Regions from separate parts of the Homo sapiens genome. Here region 2 is linked to region 1. Evidence: read pairs that join two places in POLR2A ChIA-PET (ENCODE). Cell type or tissue: PC-9. All regions are shown on one strand. Each heading gives the region's core, and the rest is flanking DNA. Links, peaks and the distances in the headings are about the cores only.

Region 1 (16,779 bases), core at 4,794-12,793:
GTCTGTGCGTGTCCCTGCCTCTTAATTGCAAGGGTGTCATTGGGCATCCTTTGTTCTGTATTATCCATCCATCACTGCTACCCACAGCCCTTCTGACTTGGGGTCCAGTCCGAGTTCTGCCGCTTCCTACTTGGTGACCTTGACAGGGTGTTTTGCTGCTGTGGTCTGTTTCCTTGCCTGTCTAGTGGGGACGTTCTGCTTACCTTTCAGATGGCTTCCCAGATCAGGGTGGTGTGAGGGGCTCCACGCTCACAAACTCACACAGTGCCAAGGAAAGGAGATGGCCAGGACATTCAGCGACCCATGACTGTGACTCTCTGGATGCTGGGGTTTAGGGAGGATTTTCTTGTCTGTATTTGGTTTTTCTACAATGGGCACAGATTACTTGAGCAAAATGTTTTAAATGGAATAGGATGCAGAGGGTCTGGTACACTCACTCCCTACTGCACAGCAGGTGCCCCAGGGAGCATTTGGGTGGGTGGGTGGTGCTCAGTGTCCACGCCCTCCTGATGCCATTGCTACACCCTGTCTTCCTCCTTCCTACTGGCACCTCCTCCCAGCCCCCAGTTCTGCCTTGTCACTTTTAAGCCTGTGTGGAGTCTTTGGCACGGATGGCCCTGTGCCCTCTTGTCCCCTCCCTGGAGTCTGCAGGCAGTGGTCACTCTCCAGGGAGCCCCCACCAAGCTTCCTCTGACTTCTGACCCAGTGACCTTGGCCTGGGCCCCGGGTGGGGGTGTGAGCCCTCCAGGAGTCCAACTGGTTTATGAGTGTGAGCTGCCCTCCCCCAGGCTGCAATGCTGGGCCAGCAGATCTGGGTGTCCCCTCACTTCCATTCCAGAAGCCCTTGGGGCTTTCCCAGCCGGTGCCTGTTCTCTGAACCCCCTTGGGACCTTGGATCAAGTGGGCCCTAGGAGTTTCCCGGCCACCTGCTCTTCCCCAGCAAAGTGGGATCCCCACCTCTGGTCTGACTCCTCCAAAATGTGAAGGCAGGAACATCCCGGAATGACCCCCTTTTTCAGTTTCCCCAGAAGGTGACAGCGCTCTGGGGGCTGGTTCCTGGTATTCGGTTTTGAGATAACTGACCGTGCAGATCCTTTCACTCAAGGGGGATGTGGCTCTGCTTTTTTTTTTTTTTTTTTTTTTTTTTTTTTTGAGATACTGTTTTTGCTCTGTTGCCCAGGCCGGAGTGCAATGGCCTGATCTTGGCTCACTGCAACCTCCGCCTCTTGGGTTCTAGCAATTCTCCTGCCTTAGCCTTCCAAGTAGCTGGGATTACAGGCGTCTGCCACCACACTCGGCTAACTTTTTGTATTTTTAGTAGAGACGAGGTTTCACCATGTTGGCCAGGCTGGTCTCAAACTCTTGACCTGAGGTGATCCACCTGCCTCCGCCTCCCAAAGTGCTGGGATTACAAGACTGCCATTTTTTACAGTGCGATTTTGTAAAATCGGGTCACCCTCCCAGCACAGCAAGCCCTCGGTTCCTCTGCCCGAAGACACCCCCAACTCTGCCACGCACGTTACCTACCTTCTCCCACGCTGCCCAGATTACATGGGATCCTATCATATGCAAAGTCCTGACCTGATGGTTAATTTTTGCCACCTCCCAAGAACGCGAAATCCTTCAAACCTCAGCTTAGATACCTTCTTCTCGAAGGTATCTAAGCTGCCTCCCACTTCGGGCCAGGTGTTCCCTCTCCCTCCTGCAGTCAAAGCACTCAACACTGGGCTGCCCTGTCTCTACCTGTCCCTGCCTGGAGCACGCGCCTCCAGGGTGCGGCCTGGATCTGCTTCCTTCCCCCATCCTGCTGGGAGTGGACGGAGCTGTGCCCAGGGTCTGTGTTTCCCAAGGACGGGCCTTGCTGTCCTGTGGTCAGCAGGAGGCTGAGCTACTGGAAGCCAGAAGCTGGAGCACAGAGGCTCCTTCCCCTTCCCCCAAGGATAATCCAGAAATGGTTTCCCCTTGGGCTGGGAATGGATTCTATGGTGGGCGGAGAGTTTAGGGGCCTTGAGCTGGTTTCTTTATTGGGAGCAGATTCCTCCTGATTATTCTCCACTAGGGCCCGTGGGAAAGAGAACCTTTCTGAGCACAGCCCATGAGCGCACAGGGAAGCTGGACTGGGGCTAGCCAGAGAGAGGGGAGGGGACCGGCAGAGACCCCAGGCACGGTGGCATGGGCCAGCACCCCCTGACCGAGTGCTCTGTGCCACCCGTGCCCACTTGAGTTTCTCATGGCTGTGGCTGGTTGGAGAGGCTGAGGCCGAGAGTCCCTGGACAGCCTTCCCCGAGGTCAGAAGGAGGAAGCATCTGCCCGGTGCCCTGGCCTGGAGTCACTGCAGGCCTCTCCCCTGCCCCGACTTGGGCTCTGATCTGGGAAGGATGGCCTTGGTGTTTCTACCTTCCACAAGACTTTGGAGGAAGAGGCTTGCGAAGTTTCCCTTTCTGCTTAGCTGGAGTTTCATGGTTTCTCAGAAAACAGGTTAACAATTAAGCTAATTAACCTCAGGGCCCGCCGGCCCTCCTTGTGCTTATAAAGCCAGGCTAAATGGCTTCCTCCCCCAGCTTTTCCTACCCCCATTATAAGGCCACAGGTGGTGACAGCCTTCAGCCCTGAGGTGGGCCGGCCTCTAGATCTGAGCGTGGGGAAGCCAGGGTGCATGGGCGGTCACTGTGAAGCTGGCCTGGCCCCGGGGTGGCAGCCTACTGGACTTGGAGAGAGAGGCCCTGCTCCACCTGTTTGGGCCGGGCCTAATCGATACCTGAGTGCCAGGACAGACCCCTGCAGCTCCTTCTGTTTCTCCAGGTCTCCAGTGGGGGCTGCAGACTAAGCAAAATGAGGCGGTTCCTGAGGCCAGGGCATGACCCTGTGCGGGAGAGGCTCAAGCGGGACCTGTTCCAGTTTAACAAGGTAAGTTAGGGAGAGCAGGGAAGATGACCCCCAGGTTTTCGGCCAAGCAGCTCAGGCTGGGGCTGAGGCACCTCTTACCTGGATTAAGGTATAGCTCTTATGTGACTGCCTGCAGTGCCTCTTGGGACTCAGACTTTGGAAATGGGGCCTGGTTAAAGGGCTTTTATAGAAAAGGGGAATAGGTTGCCCTCATGAGTTGGGACTTCTCATCTGAAGGCTTTCACTGGCTGTGTGACCTCTGCAAGTCACTCCACCTCATGGAGCCTCAGTTTCCCTACCTGTATCATGGGAATAAAACGATCTGCCATGTCTACCTCGGCACAGGGTTGTCAAGGAGGTTTAGGGACGTGGGAGATGAAAGGATGAACTCTTCAGGGGGTGATAATGTTCCAGGTCCCTTGGGGCCCTGGAGTCACAGGCCATGGCTGTTTCTCCCTTCTCAAATTGCCCCTGAAGGAAAATGCAGCTCCCCTGCAGGCTGAACACGTGATTCCTTCTGGCTCCGGCCGGGGTGAGTGGGGAGAGGTGCCCAGGAGAATGAGCCGGAGTTGGCCTCGGACTACCCCAATCCCAAACCTGTATCCGGGGTACCAGAAGGCCCACGGGGCTTCCCTTCAGGAGTCTGGGGCCTGAGAAGGTCAGGACGGGCCTGTACGCAGGAGGCGTGCAGTGTGGCTCTTCAGCTCCCGGGCCACCAAGCAGTGTGGGGCCTTGTGAGGTAATGATCTTCTCACCTCTGCTTTGCGCCTCTGCTGGGAAGGTGGGCTGCAGGAACTGGGACACTGTGATCCTCTTCCCCCGGGGAGCCAGGACCCTCCCAATATGCTGAGGGCAGGACATGTGGCTTTCGTTGGGGGCTTCCGTTTGGGCTCCCCTGCCCCCGAAAGGAAGCAGTGGATGTGAGACCAGACAGTCTGGAAAAGGGATGTCTCCCTGTGGAGAATGAGGAAGTCTCTTTGGTTGTATTTTTGTTATTGATTTGAGAACTGTAGAAGTCAGCTTGCCCAGGTGCAAACCCAACTTTGCCACATAGAAGCTGGATGGCCGTGTGCCTGTCGCCCACACCATAGGCTTGTTAAGGGCGTACGTGGGGTGAGGTAACTTAAGTGCTAGGCACAGTGGCCCAGGAATGCTGGCTGCTGCTGTGGGCTGGAGGGGATCTCCGTGACCTCCCTGTTGGGAGAGGTGGGTCGTGGGGTGGAGGGACCTCCCTGACCTCCCCGTTGGGAGAGGTGGGTCAGCGCTCCCAATGTGCCCTGCCATTTCTCTCTGTGTTTCTTAGCCTGTGGGAGGAGTTGGTGTCCCTGATGGAGCTTTGCCACGAGGACATTTGCCTCTGGAATTAGGGCTTTCCTATCCCAACGTGCCTCCTGCCAGCTCGCTTTTGGGCCTTGGGATATGGGGGTGCAGGTGTTGGGAATGGGAGATCTCAGGACACCTACAGCCTGCTACCCTTGCTCTGGAGGGAGTAGCCTATGGGTGCTGGGTCTCAAAGCTTCGGTGTCCACGGGAGATGGAAGGGAACTGAGTGACCCCCATCTGCCTCCAGTCTTTCGCTTTGAAAAGGTGGCAGAAACCTGACAGGCTCAGCAAATAGGGCTGAACACCCCCCTACCCCTGCCCCCTTGCACCAAGTTCTGTCTGTGCAGCTGAGTGAGGCTAGGGTGGAGCTGGGGCAAGGAGTTGTCCCTTCTTCTTTCCCCTATCCCCCAGGGGTGATCCCCAAACTTGATTGTCCCACTCCCAGGCCTGGGGGTGGCAGAGGGAGGCTCCTGGGTCTCCTGCTCTGCCTTCTTCTTTCCATTCATATGCAAGAAGCATGCATTGAGCACTTACTGGATCCACAGCCCAAGGCTCAGGGCTATGGGAATCTGATTAGGCCTCTGCCCTCCACTTTTACAGTCTGCAGGAGGGAGGAGGCTGATGGCCTGAAATTTCAGGCCTTGGAAGTGGAGAGGAGGAAGGGGAGAGCCCAGGGGATTCAGGAGCGGGGTAGACTCATCCGGCTCGGGGAGTGTGGTGGGGCCAGCAGGGTGGGATTGGAGGATGAGGCCAGATCCCAGAGGATTTGGGATCCCGTCTGCCCTGCCCCTCCCCAGCCCAGGCTGTGAAGCAGGGAGGCTGCTGGTATCTGGGCCTGATCTGACCCTGCGGCTCCAGGGGTTGTGAGCAAGGGAGTGAATAGTGGTCCCATTTACAATGTAGGAAAGATAAACCTGGAGATGTTTTTACCCTTTGGGCAAGGCAGGTAAGCTCAGAGCAGTTAGGAGACATTGCCCCGACTAAGATAGGTGACAGCCCAGAAGGAAGGGACTGGAAGCCCAGCCAGTGGGGATGGGAACGAGGCATGAATTGAGCAGGGTTTCTCAACTTCAGCACTCACAGATGATATTTGAGGCTGGCTGTGCTGCGGAGGCTGTCCTGTGCGTTGTAGATTATTTAGCAGTGTCCCTAGTCCTACCCACTAGATGCCAGTAGCACATACATACACACACAGCCTGTCAAGATGTGACAACCAAGAATGTTTCCTGAGGGGTAAAATCGCTCCTGGTTTGAGACCCATGGAATAGAGAACTATTCAGGGCTGAGATCTGCTGATGGGGCAGTAAAGAGGGAGGGGATGGGGAGGGGAGGCGGGTGTGCAGGATGACCGTGAAGTCTCTGACCTGGGTAGGTGGTGGTGCCAGGCCTTGGGAGGGGGAGCCCAGGCCAGGAGTGGCGAAGAACAGATTTGAGGAAAAGTAATGTATTTTGATCGTTTTGATTTGGACACAATCGCAACAACAGTGCTCTCCATTTTTGGAGAGGCAGCTTGCCCAGAGGTGAGTGGTGCCGACTGCCCGGCTCGCCAGCTGTGTGACCTTGAGCAGGTCACATGCCTCTGAGATAATGATAATCAGAGCCACTCCATCCATAGAGTTGGTGTGAGGACTACATGAGTTCCTGCACGAATCGAAGGCCACGTCTGGCTGGCGGCTGCAGTGTCCGGCAGCATCGTTCTGTGGTGGGTGTCATGTGGCTTGAGGTTGAGTTGGGGGAGCCTTGGGACAGGCCCAGCAGACAGGCGGAGGGCAGGTCCAGCAGACAGGCGGAGGGCAGGTCCAGCAGACAGGCGGAGGGCAGGTCCAGCAGACAGGCGGAGGGCAGGTCCAGCAGACAGGCGGAGGGCAGGTCCAGCAGACAGGCGGAGGGCAGGTCCAGCAGACAGACGGAGGGCAGGTCCAGCAGACAGGCGGAGGGCAGGTCCAGCAGACAGGCGGAGGGCAGGTCCAGCAGACAGACGGAGGGCAGGTCCAGCAGACAGGCGGAGGGCAGGTCCAGCAGACAGGCGGAGGGCAGGTCCAGCAGACAGGCGGAGGGCAGGTCCAGCGGACGGTGGGATACCCAGGGCTGGAGCCTGGAGCGGCACGTGGGCTGTTGGTGTAGGCGAGGGTCAGGCCCCAGACAGTGTTCATGCTGGCAACTCAGGTCATCTCTTCCAGTGGTCCTGGAAGGCCAGTCTGCTGGGTACTGTGACAGCTGGGACAGTGGCGCCATCACAGCTCGACCCCAGGTGGCTTGTAGACACTGGCTTCTGAACCAGTTCTGGCCTTTTTGTCCAACACCTTTTGGCTCAACTCCTTTATACCCACACCAAGCCCGATGCCTCAAAGAGAGCAAGGACATCGCCCCGGGGGTCCTGAGAGGGAGACGTCTTGTTTCTTTGGCTTCAGTACTTCCAGAGGATCTGTGATTGCGAACAGTCTCTGAACTCTGCCAGGAACTGGCTGTCAGAGCGGTAACTCCAGTTCACCGAGGGCTATGTGCCAGGCATCAGAGGGGCCAGGTAGTGGTTAGGGGCAGGGACTTTGCAGCCACATGACCTGGGTCTAGATGCGGGCTCTGATGCTTCCTCACTGTGTAAGACACAGTGGACGCATTACTTAGCCTCTCTGTTCTTTAGTTTCCTCATCTGTAAAATGGGCATTGTAGGGGAGCAAAAACTGGCTTCCCTCCAGCCTTCTAGGTTCTTTGGCTGGGCTATGAATTAAATTGACGAGAGGCGGGGCGCAGTGGCTCATGCCTGTAATCCCAGCACTTTGGGAGGCTGAGGTGGGTGGATCACTTGAGGTCTGAAGTTAGAGACCAGCCTGGCCAACATGGCGAAACCCCATCTCTACTAAAAATACAAAAATCAGTTGGGTGTGGTGGCACACGCCTGTAGTCTCAGCTACTAGGGAGGCTGGGGCAAGAGAATCAGTTGAACCCTGGAGGCGGAGATTGCAGTGAGCCGAGATCATGCCACTGCACTCTAGCCTGGGTGACAGAGTGAGACCCTGTCTCAAAAAAAAAAAAAATGAGGACTGGGGTGGAATGTGACCAGGTTACAGGAAGGTGAGGGGAGGAAGTGTAGGTGAATGAAGGTTGTCTTGTTATGCAGAGAAGGTCCTGGGTAATAAAAGTTGCCTTGGAGCAGCCTTCTTCCTGATACAGATATGGATTGAGCATACATGATCAGAAAATCTGATATCCGAAATGCTCCAAAATCTGAGTTTTTGAAGTGCCAACATGACACTGAAAGGGAATGCTCACTGGAGCGTTTCAGATTTTGAAAGTTTGGATTTGGGATGCTCGACCGGTAAGTATAATGCAAATATTCCGAAACCCAAAAGATTCTGAAATCTAAAACCCTCTATTCGCAATCATTTTAGATGAGGGATATTCCGCCTGTACTTGACTAATGTAGCTTTCCTTTGTGGATGTAAATTTATTTTACAGAAGGACAATTTTTTTTTTCCTTTTTTTTTTTTTTTTGGACGGAGTTTAGCTCTTGTTGCCCGGGCTGGAGTGCAATGGTACCATCTCAGCTCACTGCAACCTCTGCCTCCCGGGTTCAAGGGATTCTCCAGCCTCAGCCTCCCACATAGCTGGGATTACAGGCATGTGCCACCACGCCCGGCTAAAGGACAGCTTTTCAGAGCTACTCCCATGTCTGCACTTTCTGAGAATAACCAGCTCAAAGTATGCCAAAGAAGTGGCCGGGCGCCGTGTCTCCTGCCTGCAATGCCAGCAGTTTGGGAGGCTGAGGCAGGTAGATCACCTGAGGTCAGGAGTTCGAGATCAGCCTAGCCGGGCATGGTGGCGCACACCTGTAATCCCAGCTACTTGAGAGGCTGAGGCAGGAGAATCACTTGAACCTGGGAGGCGGAGGTTGCAGTGAGCCAAGATCGCGCCATTGCACTCCAGCCTGGGTGACAGAGTGAGATTCTGTCTCAAAAAAAAAAAAAAAGCCAAAGAAGTATACTTTGGGGTAGCCCATTCTGGTCTCCTACAGTGGTATTTTGGGGTGGTATGTCCTGAGTTCCAACAGCATCATAATGATCCCTAAGGGAGTGTAATTGCTTCAAACGGTGCCTGACACAGGTCGACGCCTTACCAGGACTTGCCTTGTTGTGGTGTCACCCTCACAACAACTCAGGATGGGTGTTGCTTCCATTCTGCAGGGGAGGAGACTAAGGCCCCCAGGGCTTGCACAGCTGGAGCTTATCCGGGGCAGGGGCACTGGCTGGGGTGAGGATGTCCTGGTTTCACCTGTGGTCTGGCTGTGTGGCCTTAGAGTGGTGGCTTCACCTCCCTTCACACCTCAGTTACTTCACCAGTGAAGTAACTGTTTGCTATATATGGTGGGCCGTCAAGCCTATTGGAGGGATGGACAGACAGACAAGTCAGCTGCAGCACCAGGACAGGGCCACTGAGGACCAAGGGAAGGAACCATGGGACCTCGGGAGGGAGGAAGTGCTGCTGGAGAAGTCAAGGTAAAACCCGTTCCTAGACAACTGCTCACAGCCAGCTCGCTCCCCTCGGCCAAACCCAGGCACACCCCAAGCAGCCACACCCATCAGGGCAAACAGGCTGCTGTGCTTGCCCGGCTGCCGCAGAAGCACCTGCCTGGGCCTTCCCTGCCCGTGCCCACCCTCCTCTGTCCCCTTAGGCCCTGAACAAACAGTGTGTTCCTGACCCAGCAGCCCCTGCGGAGGGCCAGGTTGTTCTGTATTGGCTTTCGAATGGCTGGGCCCCTGGTGTCAGGTGACAGCAGCCACACAGGGAGGGCCAGGCTGCCGCCACTGCCAGGAATCTGAGCTGGCCACACCCAGCCAGTATCGGGCAGAGTGGCCCGGCCAGGCAGGAGTGCTCCCCCAAGGTGCTGGGCAGCCTCTGAGGGCCTGGTGCCCACCACTGCCTCCTTCCCACCCCCTGAGGAGTGCCAGGGACTCCTCCTCAGGTCCTAGCCCTTGGGCAGGGTCCTCCCTGGCTGCAGGCAGGATGAAGGCCCCACTGTCTCTGACAGCCAGCCTTTGCCCACTCGCTCCCCTTCCGGGACCTGGAAAGGAGTCCCAGAGCCCAGGAGAGACGGGCCTTCTCCCCTACTCCAGGCTAACGTTGCAGTCTGGCGGCTTCTGCAAATCTTTGCTCTCCTTTCCCAACCCCCCTGTCAAAAGAGTTCATTGTTCTCTCCTCCCTTGGCAGAGGTCACCTGAGCCAGGTATCAGATGTGGGCGGGGCCGGGTAGGCTGGATGCCGCGCTTCGGAGGCCCCAGTGGCTGCCAGGCAGCTTTGGTCAGCCTCCTGGTTTGAATCTGAGGAGAGATAGCTAGGGTCCTAGAATAGCTGGGGAGGGCTGGTCTTGGAATTCCTTGACCACCCAGGGGCTATGCCCCGTCCCGCCCTCTGTCCTGAGTGCAGCCGCGATTCAGGGTTGCTGTGTGTACCTTTGCAGGAAGGCAGCCCTGGGGCTGAGCCCAACCTCCTGTGCTCAGGTGGGTACTTCCTTTTAGGGAGGCCATATGCACTCCCTCTAACAGGGACCTGGAACTGTTCCTGAACCCTAAACAAGGGGGGAGTCACCACCTAAGTGATACAGACCTTGTTCAGCAGCAGGGAAGCTAAGCCTTACAAGGCTGGTAGGAGTTGGGGGTGGGATCCAAGGGGGTGGGAAGGGCACCAAAGTAAGGGGCGGGGCAGGCCGGGCGCGGTGGCTTACACCTGTAATCCCAGCACTTTGGGAGGCTGAGGCAGGTGGATCACTTGAGTCCAGGAGTTCGAGACCAGCCTGGGCAACATAGTGACACCTCATCTCTACAAAAAATACAAAAATTAGCCAGCTGTGGTGGCGCATGCCTGTAGTTCTAGCTACTCGGGAGACTCAGGTGGATCACTTGAGCCCGGGAGGAGGAGGTTACAGTGAGCTGAGATCGTACCACTGCACTCCAGCCTGGGCAACAGAGTGAGACCCTGTCTCAAAAAAAAAAAAAAAAAAAAAAAACACACACACACAAACTAGGGGGCAACTGGGGCACAGCCAGAGGTGCCCATGGAGCCTTCGTTCTTTCCCTGACTGGTTTCCTCAGGACACTAGGCCCTGGGTTTCTAGCTTCTCCCTGTCCCTTCTGTTAGCTGCTCTTAGTCCTGTTCCCAAATCCCAATCCCTTCCCTGTTCCCAACAAGATCCCTTGGGCTTCTCATAACTAACCTAGGGCTCCCCTGCCTCTCTGCCCAGCCCGAGCCCCTGTCCTCATAGGACTGCCTGAGGAATCCCCTGGGAGACAGGTCATTTACACATGAAACCATTCTCTTGGCCCTGTCCAGGTAGAGTCGCTGTGAAGGTCACTGCCCTTATTTTGGTTTTAGGGGAGCCCTGGTCCCTCCAGAGTTGCCAACTTGGAGAAGTGCCCAAGGTGATACTATGGAACAATGCGAGCCTCGGAAGGAAGCAGAGGCCTGTGTGTGCTGCAGGGTGGCCTCAGATCCATCATCTCCAATCCAAGGACAGCTCTGCCCAGTGCAGTCACCAGTACCATCCCGTTTATTAGATGAGAAATGAAGCTCAGGGAGGCCCAGCAGCTCATCCACGACCAGATGCCTTGTACGTGGCAGGAAGGGATACAAAGCTTAGTGGGTCTGACTCAGTCCCTGTTCTAAATCAGCCTTTGGAAAAGAAGGTGGGGATGGGGGGGAGGGGTGGCCACGATAACTCCAAGGCTTGAAGGGAATGAGGAATGAATGCGGGTGGTTGAAGGATGGGCCCAACCCTTTGTCTTCCTCTGAGTTAGAGGAAAGATGCTGAGCCGAACAGGAGTAGTGACTCTGGTGAAATGTTAGAAGAACTGCCCGCCCTTGACTTGTGGCCTGAGAGCCTAGCAAAAAGTTACAGGCTGTTTTCTCTGTGGCCTGACGTTCCTGCTGGTGTGCGGAATTGTCGAGGCCAATGGGAATATAATATGAGCCATGTATGTGATTTAAAATTTCCTAGAAGCTGCATTGTATAATTATTTAAACACGTGAAATTAATTTTAATTATATATTCTGGCTGGGTGCGGTGGCTCACGCCTGTAATCCCAGAACTTTGGGAGGTCAAGGCGAGGAGATCACTTGAAGTCAGGAGTTCGAGACCAGCCTGGCCAACATGGTGAAACCCCATCTCTACTAAAAATGCAAAAATTAGCTGGGCGTGGTGGTGCATGCCTGTAGTCCCAGCTACTTGGGAGGCTGAGGCAGGAGAATCATTTGAACCCGGGAGGTGGAGGTTGCAGCGAGCTAAGATCTCACCACTGCACTCCAATTAGGTGACAGAGGGAGACTCTGTCTTTAAAAAAAAAGTCTAGAAGCTGCATTATGAAATTATTTAAACAAGTGAAATTAATTTTAATCCTGTATTCCAGCTGGTCAAGGTGGCTCATACCTGTAATCCCAGCACTCTGGCACTCTGGAAGGCTGAGGCCTGTGGATCACTTGAGGCCAGGAGTTTGAGACCAGCCTAGCCAACTTGGTGAAACCCCGTCTCTACTAAAAATACAAAAACTAGCTGGGCGTGGTGGTGTGTGCCTGTAGTCCCAGCTCCTCAGGAGGCTGAGGCGGGAGGATCACTTGAACCAGGGAGGCGGAGGTTGCAGTGAGCTGTGATCGTGCCACTGCACTCCAGGCGTGACAGGCGTGACCCTATCTCAAAAAAAAATTATATATTCCTTTTAATCCAACATATGCAAAATATTTTGACGTGTGATTAACTACTAATGAGATTTTTTCAGTTTGTGTTTTTGAATGCTCAATTTGTGAAATCTAGGTGTATTTTACACTTACGGCACATCTCAGTTCAGACATTAAATCTTTTTTGGAAGTACTAGATCTGTATTTAGAATTTGGATGATTTACAGTGGAAAAAGGGAATTCGAAGCGTGGCCTGCCTGAGTCCAGCCCCTGTTCTTCTAGAACCCGAGTTGTTCCAGACATACTTGAAGGGTTTCCAAGAACTGACTTAATCCTCATTGGTGACATGAGCCATACTGCAAGTGCTTGGTGGCCCCATGGGGCTCATGGCTACCGTTCTGGGCAGCTCGGAGCATGGGGCCTGCTCCTGGCCAGGCCATTGGGCTCCTGTAGGGCATTTCCACCAGAGTCCTCCAAATTCCAGAGGCTGTTCCCTGAGCTGCCTCTGCTGCTGGGAAAGTGCTGCTGTCCTGGGAGACGGCTCCGGCTGCTGACTTCCTGAGGCCCCAGCAACCTGGGGCTGGCTGAGGTCTGGTGGGGCCCCTGGGGGAGCTTGTCCTGCACATCCTATCCCACTGTCTACTCCCCTTTTCCTGGGAAATGTTTACATTCCAGACACTCAGCTATCTCTATCCAGGGCTTCTCCAGGCTCTGCATTTTTCGCATAGCTGAACAGGGACCTGGGCTGGCCTGGGGGCCGCTGCTGGGCCCTATCTGTCCCCCTGGCTATCCCATTTAGGTATGACCATTTGCAGGGCAGGCCCTGTTCCTAGCAAAGGCCAGGCCTGAGGCACCCCCCGTCTCCCCCGACCTTTTTGTCTCCAGGCATCCCCCAAAATAGGCACTTGTTGGAGCTCTCCTCCCTGCCTGACCCCAGCATGGGATTCCTTGTGAGAGCCATTGGACTAGACTGACTGATGGGGGAGGCAGGTAGCAATTGGGTTTGCTAAGCTATCATTGCTAGATCTCATCAGGGACTTCTCCTTTTCTGCTGCTTTGAGGCCTGGCAGGGCTGCAAAGTAGGAAAGCCCAGGGCCTAAGGAGGCTGCCTCATTGTTGGGACCTTTTTCTGCAAGTCAGAGTCTCTGTGGTTGTTTTTTAAGTCTTTAAAGCAATCAGTTGACATAGCATCGCTTTGTGCTGTTCTCACCTAGCTCTGCAGGGTCACTATCCCCCGGGGTGGGAGGCGGGGGTCAGATTGGGGTAACTGATTAAGAAACTGAACTAAAAACCTTCCTGAAGATGGTTTATCACTCTAAATTTGTAGTGGGTTTATGTTCATACCTTTCTTAACCCACAATTCTATCCCTGGGACATCTGCCCCAGGAAATACTCAAGTGGTGCAGACAAAGATAGGAGTCCAAGAATGCCATCGACATGGTTGTTGGATTGCAAACCCTCTAGCAACAAAGTAAATACTCAACAATAAACCTCTGGTGAATTAGGATATCTACAGGTAAAGAATATTCTTTAGATGTTTTAAAAGTCATTTTAGGCCGGGTATGATGGCTCACACCTGTAATCCCAACACTTTGAGAGGCCAAGGCGGGCAGATCACTTGAGGTCAAGAGTTCAAGACCAGCCTGGCCAACATGGTGAAAGCCCATCTCTACTGAAAATACAAAAATTAGCTGGGCATGGTGGTGGGTGCCTGTAATCCTAGCTCCTGGGGAGACTGAGGCAGGAGAATCACTTGAACCTGGGAGGCAGAGTTTGCAGCGAGCCAAGATCGCACCATTGCACTCCAGGCTGGGTGACAAGAGCAAAACTCCGTCTCAAAAAAAAAAAAAAAAAAGCCATTTTAGGCAGCTTGCAGTGACTCACGCCTGTAATCCCAGCGCTTTGGGAGGCCGAGGCAGGAGGATCGCTTGAGTCTAGAAGGTTAAGACCAGGCTGGACAACATGACGAGTACCTGTCTCTACCAAAAATTAAAAAGTAGCCGGGTGTGGCAGGTGTGGTGGTGCATGCCTGTAGTCCCAGCTACTTGGGAGGCTGAGGTGGAAGGATCACTTGAGCCTGGGAGGCCAAGGCTACAGTGAACCGAAATCATGCCGTAGCACCCAGCCTGGGCAACAGAGTGAGACCCTCAAAAAAGAAAAATTAAAAATTTTTGTCATGCCTGTAATCCCAGCACTTTGGGAGGCCAAGATGGGCGGATCGAGACCATCCTGGCTAACACAGTGAAACCCCGTCTCTACTAAAAATACAAAAAATTAGCCGGGCGTGGTGGCGGGCGCCTGTAGTCCCAGCTACTTGGGAGGCTTAGGCAGGAGAATGGCGTGAACCTGGGAGGCGGAGCTTATAGTGAGCTGAGATCACACCACTGCACTCCAGCCTGGGCGACAGCGCAAGACTCCGTCTCAAAAAAAAAAAAAAATTTTTGGCTGGGTGCGGGTGGCTCACGCTTGTAATCCTAGCACTTTGGGAGGCTGAGGTGGACAGATCATGAGGTCAGGAGATAGAGACACGGTGAAACCTGTCTCTACTAAAAATACAAAAAATTAGCCAGGCATGGTGGTGGGCACCTGTAGTACCAGCTACTCGGAAGGCTGAGGCAGGAGAATGGCATGAACCCGGGAGGCGGAGCTTGCAGTGAGCCGAGATCGCACCACTGCACTCCAGCCTGGGCAACAGAGCGAGATTCCATCTCAAAAAAAAAAAAAATAGACCTGCAAACATTCACAAGTGCAGAAGACTCGAAGGATGTACACTTAGGTTCTAGCAAGGTTACTTCTGGTTGTGGGAGTTTGGGTAATTTTTGTTCTTTTTTTTTTTTTTTTTGAGACGGAGTCTCGCTCTGTCGCCCAGGCTGCTCTGCCTGCCGGGTTCGCACCATTCTCCTGCCTCAGCCTCAGTTTTTGTTCTTAAACATCTTTATACCTCCCAGGTTTTTCACAGTGTGTGTGTGTATTCTGTAATAAATGAAAAAAACACGTATGTGCAACGACACTCCAGGAATTCCCTTTCTGGGAAGATGGTTGGAATTTGGTGACAGTAAGAGTCTGTGAGACCCAGCTGACTGGGGCCTGGAGGGACCTGGAAGAGCCCAGAGCAGGGCAGGGCCTCCGCGGTACTCTAGGCCCCTGGGTGAGCCCGGAGCTGCGGTGCAACCAAGATTTTCTCCCGAGAGACCGGTGTCTCCATTGTTCCAAACTCCCCCTACTTTCCCCACCCCACACCCATAAGGCCCCCATGCCACTGAGGAGGGCTGGGTCCGTCACCCAGGGTGCACGTGGTGGAGGCACCGAGTCAGTTCCTGGAAAGCATTGAGAGGCTGGTATGGTGTCGGGGAAGATCAGCTCGCAGGGGTGGCCATGAGGCCAAGGGCAGAGTCACAAAGGGACAGGGGGTGGGGCCTGGTAAATATGGGTTAGGCTCCAACACTCAGGTGTCTGGGAGGAACCGGAAAGGTACCGAAGCCCTGCTTCCTGCTGGGTCGTCTGGTGCTGCAGCTGCAGCAGCCATGGTGGCGCGAAGGGGACAGGTCTGCAGGCCCACCCCACGTGCTTCTCGTTGCAGACGGTGGAGCATGGCTTCCCGCACCAGCCCAGCGCCCTCGGCTACAGCCCGTCCCTGCGCATCCTGGCCATCGGCACCCGTTCTGGAGCCATCAAGCTGTATCCTCCGTCCCCTCGCTCCCACTCGGGCAGGGCCTTGGGGTGGGTGAGATTTGGGGAGGGACATCTTTTCCTTCCTTGCCCGTGGGCTGTTGGGATAAAATGAGGGACTTTCCTGATTTCCAGTTTTGGACATGATTTTATTCCAAAATGGGGCAGGTATGGTTGATGGTGGAGCAGGCACCTGGGCATGAGTGCATCCCTGGTGGGATGCGACCCTGTCCTTTGCAGGAGGACAGTGAGGTTTGAAATGGACTGAGGAGATACAGGCTTATTTTGTCTCCTGTGTCCTTTCAGGACCCTTCATGTGGTCTGCTCCCTTTACTCAGTTTCCCCTCTCACCTATTCCTGGAGGTTTCAGGAATCCCCCAGTCCCGGGCAGGGGGTGAGGCTGCTGGGGGGCTCAGAGACCTGTTTTGCAGGGGTTGTATTGGTGGATCCAGAGGGAAGGACCTGACGCCCATGTCTCAGCCAGTGATCATTCAGTGAGTGGCTGGCTGGTGCGCCAGTAGCAAGGCCTAGGCCCTTCTGTGCCCCTGCCTCCCTCAGCTCCCCACCTCACCACCAGAAAAGCAAGTTACAGGGACCCCTCTTGTCGCTAGGGATGTTTTTAATTTAAAAAAATTTTTTTCGGCACTTTGGGAGGCTGAGGCGGGCAGATCACTTGAGGTCAGGAGTTCAAGGCCAGCCTGGTCAATGTGGTAAAACCCTGTCTCTACTAAAAATATTTTAAAAGTTATCAGGGCGTGGTGGCACATGCCTGTAATCCCAGCTACTTGGGAGGCTGAGATGGGAGAATCGTTTGAACCTGGGAGGCAGAGGTTGCAGTGAGCCAAGATTGTGCCACTGCACTCCAGCCTGGGCAACAGAGTGAGACTCTGTCTCAAAAACTTTTTTTTTTTTTTTTTTTTTTTTTGTGGAGACAGGGTCTTGTGATCTTGCCCAGCCTGGTCTTGAACTCCTGGGCTCAAGCAACTCTCTCGCCTTGGCCTCTCAAAATGCTAGGGTTACAGGCATGAGTCACTGCACTCCCAGCCTGCAGTTTTGTTTTTTAACCTATCTCGATAAGAATCAGAGGTGGACTGGCCCCAGGGCCCTATCCACAAGCAGAGATGGGGTGGCCTTGGGCCAGGAGAGCAGGGCTCGGCAGCTGTCTTCCAAATTCCACCCCCACTCCCACAGGCGGCAGAGAGTGGAGAGGGCTCTGCCTGGCAGGGACAGTCCTTCCCC
Region 2 (13,171 bases), core at 2,034-10,033, 190 kb after region 1:
TTCCGGAATAAACTGCAGGGAGAGCGGATCTCAGGCAACCTGGATGCTCCTGAGGGCGGCTTCGATGCCATCCTGCAGACAGCTGTGTGCACGGTGGGCACTGGGAAGGGTGCTGCCAGCCTAGGCCAGGGGTGAGCACTTCTGGGCAAGGGCCTGAGCTGCCCCCTGGCCTGCTCTGGTGCCAGGCTCACAGGCCCTGAGGGAAAGCCTGGGAGCCTGCAACCCCTTCACCCTGAGACAAGCTCAGACTCTGTGAGTAGGTCTCAGTTACAATCTGAGTTCAGATGTGCCTGGAGCCACGGTCCCCTGGCCTGAGCAGTCACAGCCTGGTTTCGTATCAGCTACCAAGGCAGACCTGGGCTTTAGCGTTCTGGAATCTTTAGTACCCTGAACCCACCAGCTGCCCAGACTCCACCTGTTCTGGGCATCCAAATAAGCCATTTCCTTTGATATGTACATCCATTTGTTCATTCTGAAAATGACATACCCATATTACTAGGTTAGAAAACAAAGAGCTAGCCAAGGCGTGGTGGCTCACACCTGTAATCCCAGCACTTTGGGAGGCCGAGGCGGGGGGATTGCTTGAATTCAGGATTTGAGACCAGCCTGGGAAACATGGCAAGACCCTGTCTCTACAGAAAACACAAAAATTAGCTGGGTGTGATGCACGCCTGTGGCCCCAGCGCCTTGCGGGGGCCGCATCTCCAGCTCCTGTTTCTCAGCGTTGTCACTCAGTCATGTGCCGTCAGATGCATCTTTCATGAGGGCACTTGCTGTGAATCCAGTGGCTTAAGCCCAGCCCCATGTTGGGACCCGCGTTCCCCGTCCTACACGACGCCGTGATGCGTGTCAGCAGGCAGCCTGCTCAGTGGGCACGCCCCGCCTTGCCTTCCCCAGAGGGACATTGGCTGGCGCCCGGACAGCACCCACCTGCTGGTCTTCTCCACCGAGTCAGCCTTCCACTATGAGGCTGATGGCGCCAACGTGCTGGCTGGCATCATGAGCCGCAACGATGAACGGTGCCACCTGGACACCACGGGCACCTACACCCAGTACAGGACACAGGACTACCCGTCGGTGCCCACCCTGGTGCGCCTGCTCGCCAAGCACAACATCATCCCCATCTTTGCTGTCACCAACTACTCCTATAGCTACTACGAGGTGCGGGGCCCAGGTCCCACGGGTGGGAGGTGGTCAAGGTAGGGGGTCCATGGAGCTTCTCAGACACCTCTCCCTCCCTCCCTCCCTCCCTCCCTCCCTTCCTCCCTTCCTCCCTCCCTCTTTTCCTCCCTTTCCTTCCTCCCTTCCCAAAGCCTTTAGACCCCCCAAAATGTGGGCCCTAGTGGGAAGGGGAGGTCATGTGCCCATCTTCCACCCCAACTCCCAAGCAGGTGGGGGCTAAGAGGGCAGGCTCTGCGACACCACAGTAGGTTCCAGGCCTCAGTTTCCCCATCCTCAAAGTGGGAAGAATCCTAGAGCTGTTCAGATTCATGGAGATGCTTAGCCTGAGACCTGGCCTTCTCTCCCGCAGAAGCTTCACACCTATTTCCCTGTCTCCTCACTGGGGGTGCTGCAGGAGGACTCGTCCAACATCGTGGAGCTGCTGGAGGAGGCCTTCAATGTGAGGGCAGCTCAGGCTCCAGAGTCTGAGCCCTTCTGGGGCAGGGCAGGAAGTGGGCAGGGTGGGCAAGAGGTGTCTTGGATCACGGTGGAGAAATGGGTCTGGGACAGACCAGTGAGGAAGGGTCTCTAGCTATCCCTGAGGCCCCGAGGGGCCACCTGGGCCTGGCCCTGGCTCCTGCAGGCTCTGTGATACCCCGCATGATGCCAGCCACACTTGGAGGTTGGGGTGGAGCACAGAGGCCCCCCACAGAGCACTGATCAACCTCCTTCCTCCTTTAGCGGATCCGCTCCAACCTGGACATCCGGGCCCTAGACAGCCCCCGAGGCCTTCGGACAGAGGTCACCTCCAAGATGTTCCAGAAGACGAGGACTGGGTCCTTTCACATCCGGCGGGGGGAAGTGGTACGCCTCTGTGGGGGCAGCGGGGTGGGGGATAGGCACAGCGCCCCACACCGAGTGGAATCGTTTAAAACAGCGGTCAAGAGCGTGGCCCCTGGAGTCAGGCAGGCCTGGGTGCAGATCCCTGGGCCTAGCCGCTCGGATGAGCCTAGGTTGCTCCTCTGCTTGTTGGTTTCCTCGGCATGCAAGCGTCGAGCCCGGAGGCTTGCTGGGGCAGTAAATGGGTTAGTGTCACGAAGCCCAGAGGCCCTGGCCACTGTCATTGTCGCTATGATTGTGACTGCGCTGGGAAGGAGGGAGTTTCCAGCCCTGAGGGAGGTGAGCAGGAGCTCATTTCAGGGATCCAGACATCTCCTAGGAACTTGGGGGCCGAGGGCCTTCAGGCATCGATGGCCCCCTGGTCCTTGGGGCTGGGCCTGCCTTGGCTGACCACGGGGCCCCTGCAGGGTATATACCAGGTGCAGCTGCGGGCCCTTGAGCACGTGGATGGGACGCACGTGTGCCAGCTGCCGGAGGACCAGAAGGGCAACATCCATCTGAAACCTTCCTTCTCCGACGGCCTCAAGATGGACGCGGGCATCATCTGTGATGTGTGCACCTGCGAGCTGGTACAACGCAGCCCCGCAGGGCGGGAGGGGAGAGCTGAGCCAAGCACCCAGGGACCCTGAGGAATGAAGCAGGACTCCTGTGCCCCATATCCCTTGTGGGGTTTCCCGAGGCACACAGGAGAGCGGAAGTGTCCAGTGGCCCCGGTCCTGCTCCCCCGACGCACCCCACCATGGTCTCTCTCATTCCAGCAAAAAGAGGTGCGGTCAGCTCGCTGCAGCTTCAACGGAGACTTCGTGTGCGGACAGTGTGTGTGCAGCGAGGGCTGGTGAGTGGGGAAGGGAGTTGGGCACCCAGGACACCAGTGGCCCCTGATGGGAAAGCTGGGCTCCTGCAGGGGCCTGGCCCTGGGTGCACCTTGTACACCTGGCTGGGGGTGGGGCGGCAATCAAAGAAACGGCTAAGGGCGGGGCACACCCAGTTGTTGGTCAAACCCAGGTCAAAGCACTTTGAAATACAGAGATATATGGGCTGTCTCTAGAAAGAGGTGTGAGGATTGAGACGGGGTTGGCTGTTGGGGCTGGGGTCTGGATCTTGGGGGACAGGCACACGAGGCTTCCTTTTTGCTCCATGCCTTTGGTATTCTGAGTCCTGTGTCATATTGCCTGATCAGAAGAGAGCTCGTAAATGCACGGCAGTAAGGGCTTTAGCTTCAGGACACTGGGCGAGCTTGCCACAACTTGAGGCAGAGCAGTGGGGAAAGGACACTGGAAGGGGTGACATGACAGGGCACTGGGGTTTAGGTCTCAGCTCAGCCACTTCTGTCTGCATGACTGGGAGCTGCCTCGGCCCTCTCAGAGCCTCAGTTTCCTCATCTGTAAAATGGGACAGCAGGCCAGGCGAGGTGGCTCACACCTGTAATCCCAGCACTTTGGGAGGCCGAGGTGGGTGGATCACCTGAGGTCAGGAGTTCAAGACCAGCCTGGCCAACATGGTGAAATCCCATCTCTACTAAAAATACAAAAAAGTAGCTGGGCGTGGTGGTGCATGCCTGTAATCCCAGCTACTCGGGAGGCTGAGGCAGAATTGCTTGCACCTAGAAGGCGGAGGTTGCCGTGAGCTGAGATCGCGCCACTGCACTCCAGCCTGGGCAAGAAGAGCGAAACTCTGTCTTGAAAAAAAATAAAATAAAATAGGCCAGGCGCGGTGGCTTACGCCTGTAATTTCAGCACTTTGGGAGGCCGAGGTGGGCGGATCACAAGGTCAGGAGATCGAGACCATCCTGGCTAACATGGTGAAACCCCGTCTACTAAAAATACAAAAAATTAGCCGGGCGTAGTGGCGGGTGCCTGTAGTCCCAGCTACTCAGGAGGCTGAGGCAGGAGAATGGCGTGAACCCAAGAGGCAGAGCTTGCAGTGAGCCAAGATCGCGCCACTGCACTCCAGCCTGGGCGACAAGGCGAGACTCCGTCTCAAAAAAAAAAATAAAATAATTAAATTAAATTAAATTAAATGGGACAGCAAAAGCCCCAGCTTTCCTCCTGGGCTGTTTCGGGGAATGACCAGTTCCTCCTTCAGGAGTGGCCAGACCTGCAACTGCTCCACCGGCTCTCTGAGTGACATTCAGCCCTGCCTGCGGGAGGGCGAGGACAAGCCGTGCTCCGGCCGTGGGGAGTGCCAGTGCGGGCACTGTGTGTGCTACGGCGAAGGCCGCTACGAGGGTCAGTTCTGCGAGTATGACAACTTCCAGTGTCCCCGCACTTCCGGGTTCCTCTGCAATGGTGAGCACAACAACTGCGGCCAATGCTGATGGCGGGGTAGGGAGTGGACAGCAAGCATGACTTTCCCGTCAGGACCCAGGTTGGGAGAGCCAGACTTGGAATCAGAATCCCCAAGTTCAGGCCCAGCCCACTCTGGATGCCCTGAGGGCCGCCCCTGAGTCCTGCCCCAACCTGGGCCTGACTTCCCTCATCTGTAACGTCCATGCCCAAGGTCACTGTTGGCAGGACTTTCCCCTGGTTTTAAGATTCCAACTCCCCTGAGGTTCTCTCTGGAAGTTCAGTTCTATGCCCACCCCACTTCTCCACACCCCTATCTCATTAGAGTGGGTGCCACCCAGCTCAGCCCTCCAATGGCTGGCAGGTATATGGCATTATGATCTTTCCTCTCTCCAAAGATGCTAAATTTCTGTGGGTTTTTTGTTGTTGTTGCTGCTGTTTTTTTTTTTTTTTTTTTTTTTTTTGAGACAGAGTTTCACTCTTGTCGCCCAGGCTGGAGTGCAATAGCACAATCTTGGCTCACTGCAACCTCTGCCTCCTGGGTTCAGGCGATTCTCCTGCCTCAGCCTCCCTAGTAGGTGGGACTATAGGCATGCACCACCATGCCCAGCTAATTTTGTATTTTTAGTAGAGACAGGGTTTCACCATGTTGGCCAGGCTGGTCTCGAACTCCTGACCTCAGGTGATCTGCCCGCCTCAGCCTCCCAAAGTACACATCTGTAATCACACCTGGGATTACAGGTGTGAGCCACTGAGCCCGGCCCAAAGATGCTAAATTTCTACCTGGAAGGCCTGGAGCTTCCTCTGTATTCCCATGGGTCCAGGCCATAGGCATACAGTCTGGCCAGGAACATCAGAGCTGGGCAGGATCACAGAACTCAGACAAGGGGACATAGGGAAGGATTGGTAGTTGAATGGAGGAGGATGAATGAAAATCTACTCATCAAATACTTATGAAGCCCTCACTGTATACTTTCCAAGCCCCTGCTTTTCTACTCTTTCTTCTGTTCTTGCTTTTGTTCACCATTTCTTCTCTTCGACTGTCTGTCCCTGAGTGTGCTCAGAGAAACAGAAGAGAGAACTGGGCACCACTGGAGAAAGGCAGACAAGTGGCACAGAGGGAGGTATGAGAGAGGAAGGGAGGAAGGTGCCTCTGGGGAAGGAGGCAGGGCCAGAGTACAAAGGGCTTCGGTTCTAGTCCAGAGCAGGACTTCATCCTTTGGACAAAAGGGGGTCACTGGAGGTTTTACTTTCATTTTCTAACTATTTGCATATTAACCTTGTATCTAGTCACCTTGCTAAACGCACTTATGAAATCTAATAATTTGTCTGTAGATTCTTCTGGATACTTTGTGACATGTTCCTCACACTTGCAAATAAAGACAATTTTATTGATTGATTGATTGATTGATTTTTGAGACGGAGTCTTGCTCTGTCACCCAGGCTAGAGTGCAGTGGCATGATCTCAGCTCACTACAACCTCTGCCTCCCAGGTTCAAGCAATTCTCCTGCCTCAGCCTCCCAAGAAGCTGGGATTACAGGGGCCCACCACCAAGCCCAGCTAATTTTTGTATTTTTAGTGGAAATAGAGTTTCACCATGTTGGCCAGGCTGGTCTTGAACTCCTGAGCTCAAGTGATCCTCCCGCCTCGGCCTCCCAAAGTGTGGGATTACAGGTGTGAGCCACCACGCCCGGCTGACAGTTTTATTTCTTTTTTCTTTTCTTTTTTTTTTTTTTTTTTTGAGACGGAGTCTTGCTCTGTCACCAGGCTGGAGTGCAGTGGCGTGATCTCGGCTCACTGCAACCTCTACCTCCCGGGTTCAAGTGATTCTCCTGCCTCAGCCTCCTGAGTAACTGGGACTACAGGCATGCGCCACCATGACCAGCTAATTTTTGTATTTTTAGTAGAGACGAGGTTTCTCCATGTTGGCCAGGATGGTCTCAGTCTCTTGACCTTGTGATCTGCCCGCCTCAGCCTCCCAAAGTGCTGGGATTACAGGCGTGAGCCACCTTGCCTGGACTTATTTCTTACCTTCTAATGCTTATACATCTTATTTCTTTTTCTGACCTTATTGCATTGGCAGGGACCCATTAGAGGTTCTTAGCCAGGGGAGCAGGAGCCACATGATTGGATTTGTTTTGAGATAATTACTCAGGCTGCAGAGTGGAAGGTAGGTAGGATGGAGGCAGAGATGGAGGGAAGGAGATTCCAGGAAAGTGAGGAAGAGATGACTTCTACCCCAGGCTAGCGGCACCCTGGCTCCCACAGCTCTGTTCCCACAGGCCCTCCCTGCCAGGTGGGCAGCCTGGACTACAGGCACAGATGTAGCTCTCATCTCCCTTCCTTGTCCCTCTCTGCAGACCGAGGACGCTGCTCCATGGGCCAGTGTGTGTGTGAGCCTGGTTGGACAGGCCCAAGCTGTGACTGTCCCCTCAGCAATGCCACCTGCATCGACAGCAATGGGGTAGGCCTGGGCATAAGACAGACAGTGTCTGTCAGCACCACCCACCCTCTCCAGAGAGAACCCTATGGAGAGAGGAGAGGGAGCAGGCAGGGATGGGGCACAGCTGGCTCACTGGTGCCCCCTCCTACCCCAGGGCATCTGTAATGGACGTGGCCACTGTGAGTGTGGCCGCTGCCACTGCCACCAGCAGTCGCTCTACACGGACACCATCTGCGAGATCAACTACTCGGCGGTGAGGCTAAGACCTACGAGGTGTGGGCGTGGGAACAGGGCAGGCACAGGGCAGTGTGGGCAGGAGGGGCTAAGCCTGATGCCACAGGAGCTGGCCAAGGGCAAGAGGTTTGGGGAGCGGGGGTCTGGCAGAGGCCCACCCAACACAGTGCCTGTCTGCCCCGCCTTTCCCCGCCAAGATCCACCCGGGCCTCTGCGAGGACCTACGCTCCTGCGTGCAGTGCCAGGCGTGGGGCACCGGCGAGAAGAAGGGGCGCACGTGTGAGGAATGCAACTTCAAGGTCAAGATGGTGGACGAGCTTAAGAGAGGTAGGGGCAGGGGCTGAGGGTTGGGGTTGCTGAGAGCCTAGGCAGCGGGCATCCAACGGGGCAAGGGTGTCATCACCTGGACGGGGGCTTGCAGTCTGGGCTAAGGTCACACAGTCCGGACAGGAACTCCAGAGCTGGGAGGGACCACAGAACCCAGATAGAGGACACCGAATCCCAGAAAAGGGTAAAAGCCTGAGCAGGAGGCACAGAACCCAGGCGGTGGGACACAGTCTGGCCCAGGAAGGGACCAAGAGTCTTGGTGGGAGGCACCTGACTTGGGCAGGGGCATGCACCCAGCAGGGGTACATGGTCACGCTGTGGAGACACGCAGCCTCCCCTCCTCGAGATCAGATACGTTTTCTGGACCCTGAGTTCCTGGGTGATGTCCAGGTCAGGGAAGTGGGGGAGGTAGGTTTCTAGGCTCTGATGCTCCTGAGCAGGGGAGCCCCCACCACACCCGTTCCTGTGCCTGGTGAGAGCACGGCTTTGCAAGGACTTCCACTCTTCCCCAGGAGGCCCTGCCGTGGGTGAGGCAGATCGCAGAGTAGGGGCCCCCTCACCAGACCCTGGGTCCTCTGGGGCGGAGGGGTGTGGCTGGGGTGCCCTGCTGACTGGCTGTGGGTACAGCCGAGGAGGTGGTGGTGCGCTGCTCCTTCCGGGACGAGGATGACGACTGCACCTACAGCTACACCATGGAAGGTGACGGCGCCCCTGGGCCCAACAGCACTGTCCTGGTGCACAAGAAGAAGGGTGAGCTGGTGGGGCCGGGCGCAGGGAGGGGGCGTGTGGCCAGAGCTCGGTGGGGAGGACAGGCACCACCTCCCCCTGCCTCCTCCTCTCCAGACTGCCCTCCGGGCTCCTTCTGGTGGCTCATCCCCCTGCTCCTCCTCCTCCTGCCGCTCCTGGCCCTGCTACTGCTGCTATGCTGGAAGTACTGTGCCTGCTGCAAGGTGAGCACCCAGGGTGCCTCCCAAGGCCCCACATCCCAGGGTCCCCACCCCAACAGGGCCCCCACCCTCCACCAGGGTCCCCAGTCCCCGCCTGAGTTCTCATCTCCCCAGGGTCCCCAACCCCTTCCTGGGTCCCCACCTCCCCAGGGTCCCCATCCCAACAGGGTCCCCATCCTCCACCACGGTCCCCACCTCCCCAGTGTCCTCAACCCCCTCCTGGGTCCCCACCTCACCAGGGTCCCCTCTCTGACAGGGTCTCCACCCTCCATCAGGGTCCTCCTCAGGGTCCCCAACCCCCACCAGGGTCCCCAGCCTCTCCACCCACCATCCCCACTCCTGCAGCTTTCTAGCCAGAGGCTTCAGCCCGTAGAGTCCAGCTGTCTGGATTCTGGTCCCAGCTCTGTGACCTTGGGCAAATTACTTAATCTCTCCATGCCTCAGTTCCCTCATCTGTAAAATGAAGATCATAGAATTGACCTCAGAAAGTGGAGCTGAAGCTTAAATTAGTGAAGTTCAGAAGGGACTGACCCATAGCATGCACCATCGCCCCCACCCCCACCTTGGCAAGACCCACACCAACCCCATCCAGCTTCCGGAGTGACAGTAATGATGATGACACCCATGAGCTCTTAGCCCGAGTCATCCTGGAGCCCCAGCCCCCAGCTCAGCCCTTGCCAGCATCCGTTCTCTGCTTAGCTCAGTGTTCCTCTTTGTGCTGTCGCCACAGCATGTCCACGTGACTCCATTTCCCCGCCCCCCATCACCCCATGAGGTCAGTGGGGCAAGGTCACCATGCCCTATGACAGATGGAGAAATTGGGGCTGAGAGGCAGGTGATAAATGCACAGTCCTCAGAAGGGGCTGAGGCAAGCTGAGCCCACATCTTCCCCAGCTCTAGTGCCCGCCCAGGACCCCCACTCCATCAGCCATCAGTGGCCAGATCCCTGAGAGCACCTGCTCTGGGGTCAGCCACGTGCAAAAGGCCTGGGAGCCACAACAGGGAAGAAAGGGCCCTGCCCGCCCGCAGCTGGCGGTCACTGGGGAGAACAGACAAGAGAAAGCGTGGAGGATGGCATAGCTCAGAGTAGGGATTGTAGGCGGCAGACCACACTCCGTAGTAACCCCCAGTGTTGTGGGATATTAATGTGCATTACATAGGCAAGGAGTTATGTGATCAAATAGGTTTGAGCTAGGCACGGCTGCGCGTGCCTGTAGTCCCAGCTACTCAGAAAGCTGAGGCAGGAGGATCACGAGTCTGGGAGTTTGAGGCTACAGTGAGCTATGATTATGCCACTGCACTCCAGCCTGGGTGACAGAGTGAGACTCAAAAAGAAAAAAAAAAAGAAGGTTTAAGAAACAAGTTTCTTAAATTTAAGTTACAGTGGCTCACACTTGTAACCCCAGCACTTTGGGAGGCCAAGGCGGGTGGATCACTTGAGGTCAGGAGTTGGAGACAAGCCCGGCCAATATGGTGACACCCCATCTCTACTAGAAATACAAAATTAGCTGGGCATGGAGGTGGATGCCTATAATCCCAGTTACTAGGGGGGCTGAGGCAGGAGAATTGCTTGAACCTGGGAGGTAGAGGTTGCAGTGAGCCGCGATCGTGCCACTGCATTCCAGCCTGGGCAACAGAGCGAGACCCTGTCTCAAAAAAAAAAAAAAGAAAAGAAACAAGTTTCTTCTCTGCAGGACTTCTCAGAGGCTTTGATAAAGTCCTGTGCCTAACCTGCAAGAGGGGCATGGGGAATGAATTCAGTGCTTCCCAAGTGAACCTGACCACAGAACCTTTACAGAGCACCCGGCAGGATGAGAGTTCCACGGCGCAAACTTTGGGAACCCTCTGCCCCCATCCCCCTCTATGCCCTTGTGTGCCATGCTTACACCCTGCTACCACCTGGATATTCTGGTGTCTGGGGAGGCACTGTCACCCCTCTTGACCATTGGCATGGGGCGGGGTGGCTGGAAGGGCTTACCTGGGCCAGGGCAGCTGTCTCAGGCCTCACCCTCACCCACCTTGTCTCCTAGGCCTGCCTGGCACTTCTCCCGTGCTGCAACCGAGGTATGGGCCTGGCATCGCAGGGGCAGCAGGGGCTCTGACTGCTCTTTCTCTGAGCTGGGGTGGAGGGAAGCTGAACCTGGAACGGCAGAGGCTGGAGGCTCTGGGGTCCCACCTGAAGAGGTTGGGCTGTGCGGGTCTAGGGAGGGGTGCCGTGCTGAGGACCCCATCCTGCAGGTCACATGGTGGGCTTTAAGGAAGACCACTACATGCTGCGGGAGAACCTGATGGCCTCTGACCACTTGGACACGCCCATGCTGCGCAGCGGGAACCTCAAGGGCCGTGACGTGGTCCGCTGGAAGGTCACCAACAACATGCAGCGGCCTGGCTTTGCCACTCATGCCGCCAGCATCAACCCCACAGAGCTGGGTGAGGGCGGGGCTGGGCGCCACAGCTCTGGGCAGTGCCCTTCGGGCCCTCTGTTCCAGATCTGGGATCACAGCATGCCTCTTCTCTGGGTGTGGGGTGCAGGCACAGGGCTCAGCCACCTTTTGCCCTGTGCTGATGGTGCTATGAACCTCATGCCTCGGTGTGCGTGGCCTGCTGGCCAGGCATCCCCTGATCCTAGCATGGTTGCTGGAGGGATGCTCTGTGGTGCCTGTCATGCAGGGGGCTGACCACCTCCATCTCACCCCCTCCCACCGCCTTTCCTTAGTGCCCTACGGGCTGTCCTTGCGCCTGGCCCGCCTTTGCACCGAGAACCTGCTGAAGCCTGACACTCGGGAGTGCGCCCAGCTGCGCCAGGAGGTGGAGGAGAACGTAAGGACCCAGGAACTAGGCCTGGCCGGAGATGTGGGTATGAGGGCGGGTGAGGTGGGCAGGGCAGAGCGAATGCGGTCGTGGTACCGAGATTCATTAACTAGGGGAGAGGGGTCTCTCTGGACCTGTGCCTGGCAGGGGGCATCCTGGGATCTGTTTCCAGAGGGCAGAAGGCCAGAGCCTGGGCCCAGGATGCTGCCCCACGGGGCATGCCCCAGCCAACCCTGAGGATCTCTGGGTACAGAGGCTGCCTGGCTCCCTGGGTCCCCAGCCTGAGGGCTTGCCACGGGGTGGCCTAGGCCCAGCCTCACGCCCCTCCCTTGCCTGGCAGCTGAACGAGGTCTACAGGCAGATCTCCGGTGTACACAAGCTCCAGCAGACCAAGTTCCGGTGAGTCCCGGGGTGCCCGGGTTGGGTGGGGGAGCCGCTCCTACCGGGACTCCAGGAGCCGAAGCCCCCAGGCCGATCAGGCCTCCACTTCAGGGCTATCTAGCTCACAGCGCCCTCTTTGTCCCCACAGGCAGCAGCCCAATGCCGGGAAAAAGTGAGTAGAAGACTCGTGGGTGAGAGGGCCCCCACTTCCTGCCCGCCTGTCCCCAGCCCAGCCACTGCCTCGTCCGTCCCTACTCCATCTCCATCCCATAGGAAGGGAGGGTCAGATGTGTCCGTCAGGTTCGGACCTTCATTCGTTCCTTTGACCATTTCTTCAACAAATGCTAATGTGAAGTGCTTGCTATGAAGTGGCCCCTGGACTAGAGCAGGCAAAAGCAAATCAACCCAGTCCCTGCCCTCATATAGGTGACTGTCCAGCCCCCCACCCGGTACCAGCGATAGCAGGTACCCATCTCCATCCGCTCCAGTGTCCAAGACCCTGATCTTGGGTGCACCTCTGGGGACCAGGCAGGTTACCGAGAGGATGGGCCAGCAGGTCACACACCTTTTTTCCCAGGTCCTACATCGAGTCCTGGCCCTTCATGGGGAGAGAGAGGGAGTGAGGAGGGGGTCTTGATGCAGGGACAGAAGAGCTAGAATCTCAGCACATGACCATCAGTAAGAACCGTTGGCTGTGCGTGGTGGCTCACACCTGTAATCCCAGCACTTTGGGAGGCTGAGGCGGGTGGATCACCTCAGGTCAGGAGTTTAAGACTAGCCAGGCCAACATGGTGAAACCCCACCTCTACTAAAAATACAAAAATTAGCCAGGTGTGTTGGTGGGCACCTGTAATCCCAGCTACTTGGGAGGCTGAGGCAGGAGAATCCCTTGAACCTGGGAGGCAGAGGTTGCAGTGAGCCGAGATTGCGCCACTGCACTCCAGCCTGGGCGACTGAGTGAGAATCCGTCTTGAAAAAAAAAAAAAAGAATGGCTGACCAGCATTTCTTATCCTGCTACGGGCCAAGCATTGTCCTAAGGGCTTTCCGTGTGTGGTCATCTTATCCAACCCTCTCGTCAAGCCTGTGAGGTAGAGATCACTGCTGTTCCCATTTTGCAGATGAGGAAGCTGAGGCTCAAAAGGGTTAAGTGACTTGCCCAAGGTTACCCAGCTATCGAGAACTAGAACCAGGGCTAGGGCCGCGGCAGCCTGGCCTGAGCACACACACCCTTAGCATCTTTGCTGTCCAGCCCTTGATGAGGTGGGCAGAGAAGCCCATTTCACAGAGGAGGACGCTGAGGACAGGGAGGCGCCATGGCTGGGCTGAGGCTGCAGGGTAAAGGGTATGGGGCTGGCATAGGCCTGGAGCACTGCCTGCCTCTGAAGACCCTGCACTTCTTGCTGTCTTACATCCTGGCCCCTGAAGGGGAGAAGACAGGCAGGAGGGACAGGGCAGCAGGTGCCAGCCTGACCCCTCCGCTGCCTGAACCTTCCACCCTCGACCCAGGCAAGACCACACCATTGTGGACACAGTGCTGATGGCGCCCCGCTCGGCCAAGCCGGCCCTGCTGAAGCTTACAGAGAAGCAGGTGGAACAGAGGGCCTTCCACGACCTCAAGGTGGCCCCCGGCTACTACACCCTCACTGCAGACCAGGGTAGGAGGGCGGGTCCGCTGTGCCA

The links. ChIA-PET counts read pairs that join two places held together with the same protein. Peaks named below come from ENCODE experiments on the same cell type or tissue, not always from the same donor. Only the 100,000 strongest peaks of a DNase experiment are listed, where the experiment ranks them.
Region 2: POLR2A ChIA-PET joins it to region 1 with 12 read pairs; 2 of 35 experiments call an interaction of 5 or more read pairs at or near these places.

The regions. Positions count from the first base shown.
Region 1 is chr17:75,540,595-75,557,373 of GRCh38, forward strand. LLGL2 (LLGL scribble cell polarity complex component 2) reads left to right here. Exons shown (of 26, transcript NM_001031803.2): 2 at 2,803-2,907; 3 at 15,452-15,549. The coding sequence starts at 2,833. Among named protein-coding and RNA genes, the nearest start is that of LLGL2, 23 kb to the left of the region's middle. RefSeq lists enhancers at 934-1,751, 4,112-4,914, 11,835-12,415, 16,325-16,779. In PC-9, for the core only: CTCF peaks have their summits at 9,387 and 9,599; DNase peaks (open chromatin) are centred at 8,897 and 9,427; H3K4me3 peaks cover 1,299 bases; H3K27ac peaks cover 2,997 bases.
Region 2 is chr17:75,729,344-75,742,514 of GRCh38, forward strand. ITGB4 (integrin subunit beta 4) reads left to right here. Exons shown (of 40, transcript NM_000213.5): 7 at 1-93; 8 at 898-1,161; 9 at 1,532-1,621; 10 at 1,903-2,025; 11 at 2,469-2,630; 12 at 2,820-2,896; 13 at 4,147-4,349; 14 at 6,708-6,811; 15 at 6,945-7,043; 16 at 7,222-7,351; 17 at 7,979-8,101; 18 at 8,195-8,301; 19 at 10,329-10,362; 20 at 10,537-10,728; 4 more. Among named protein-coding and RNA genes, the nearest start is that of ITGB4, 14 kb to the left of the region's middle. In PC-9, for the core only: no CTCF peak of the experiment used is centred there; no DNase peak of the experiment used is centred there.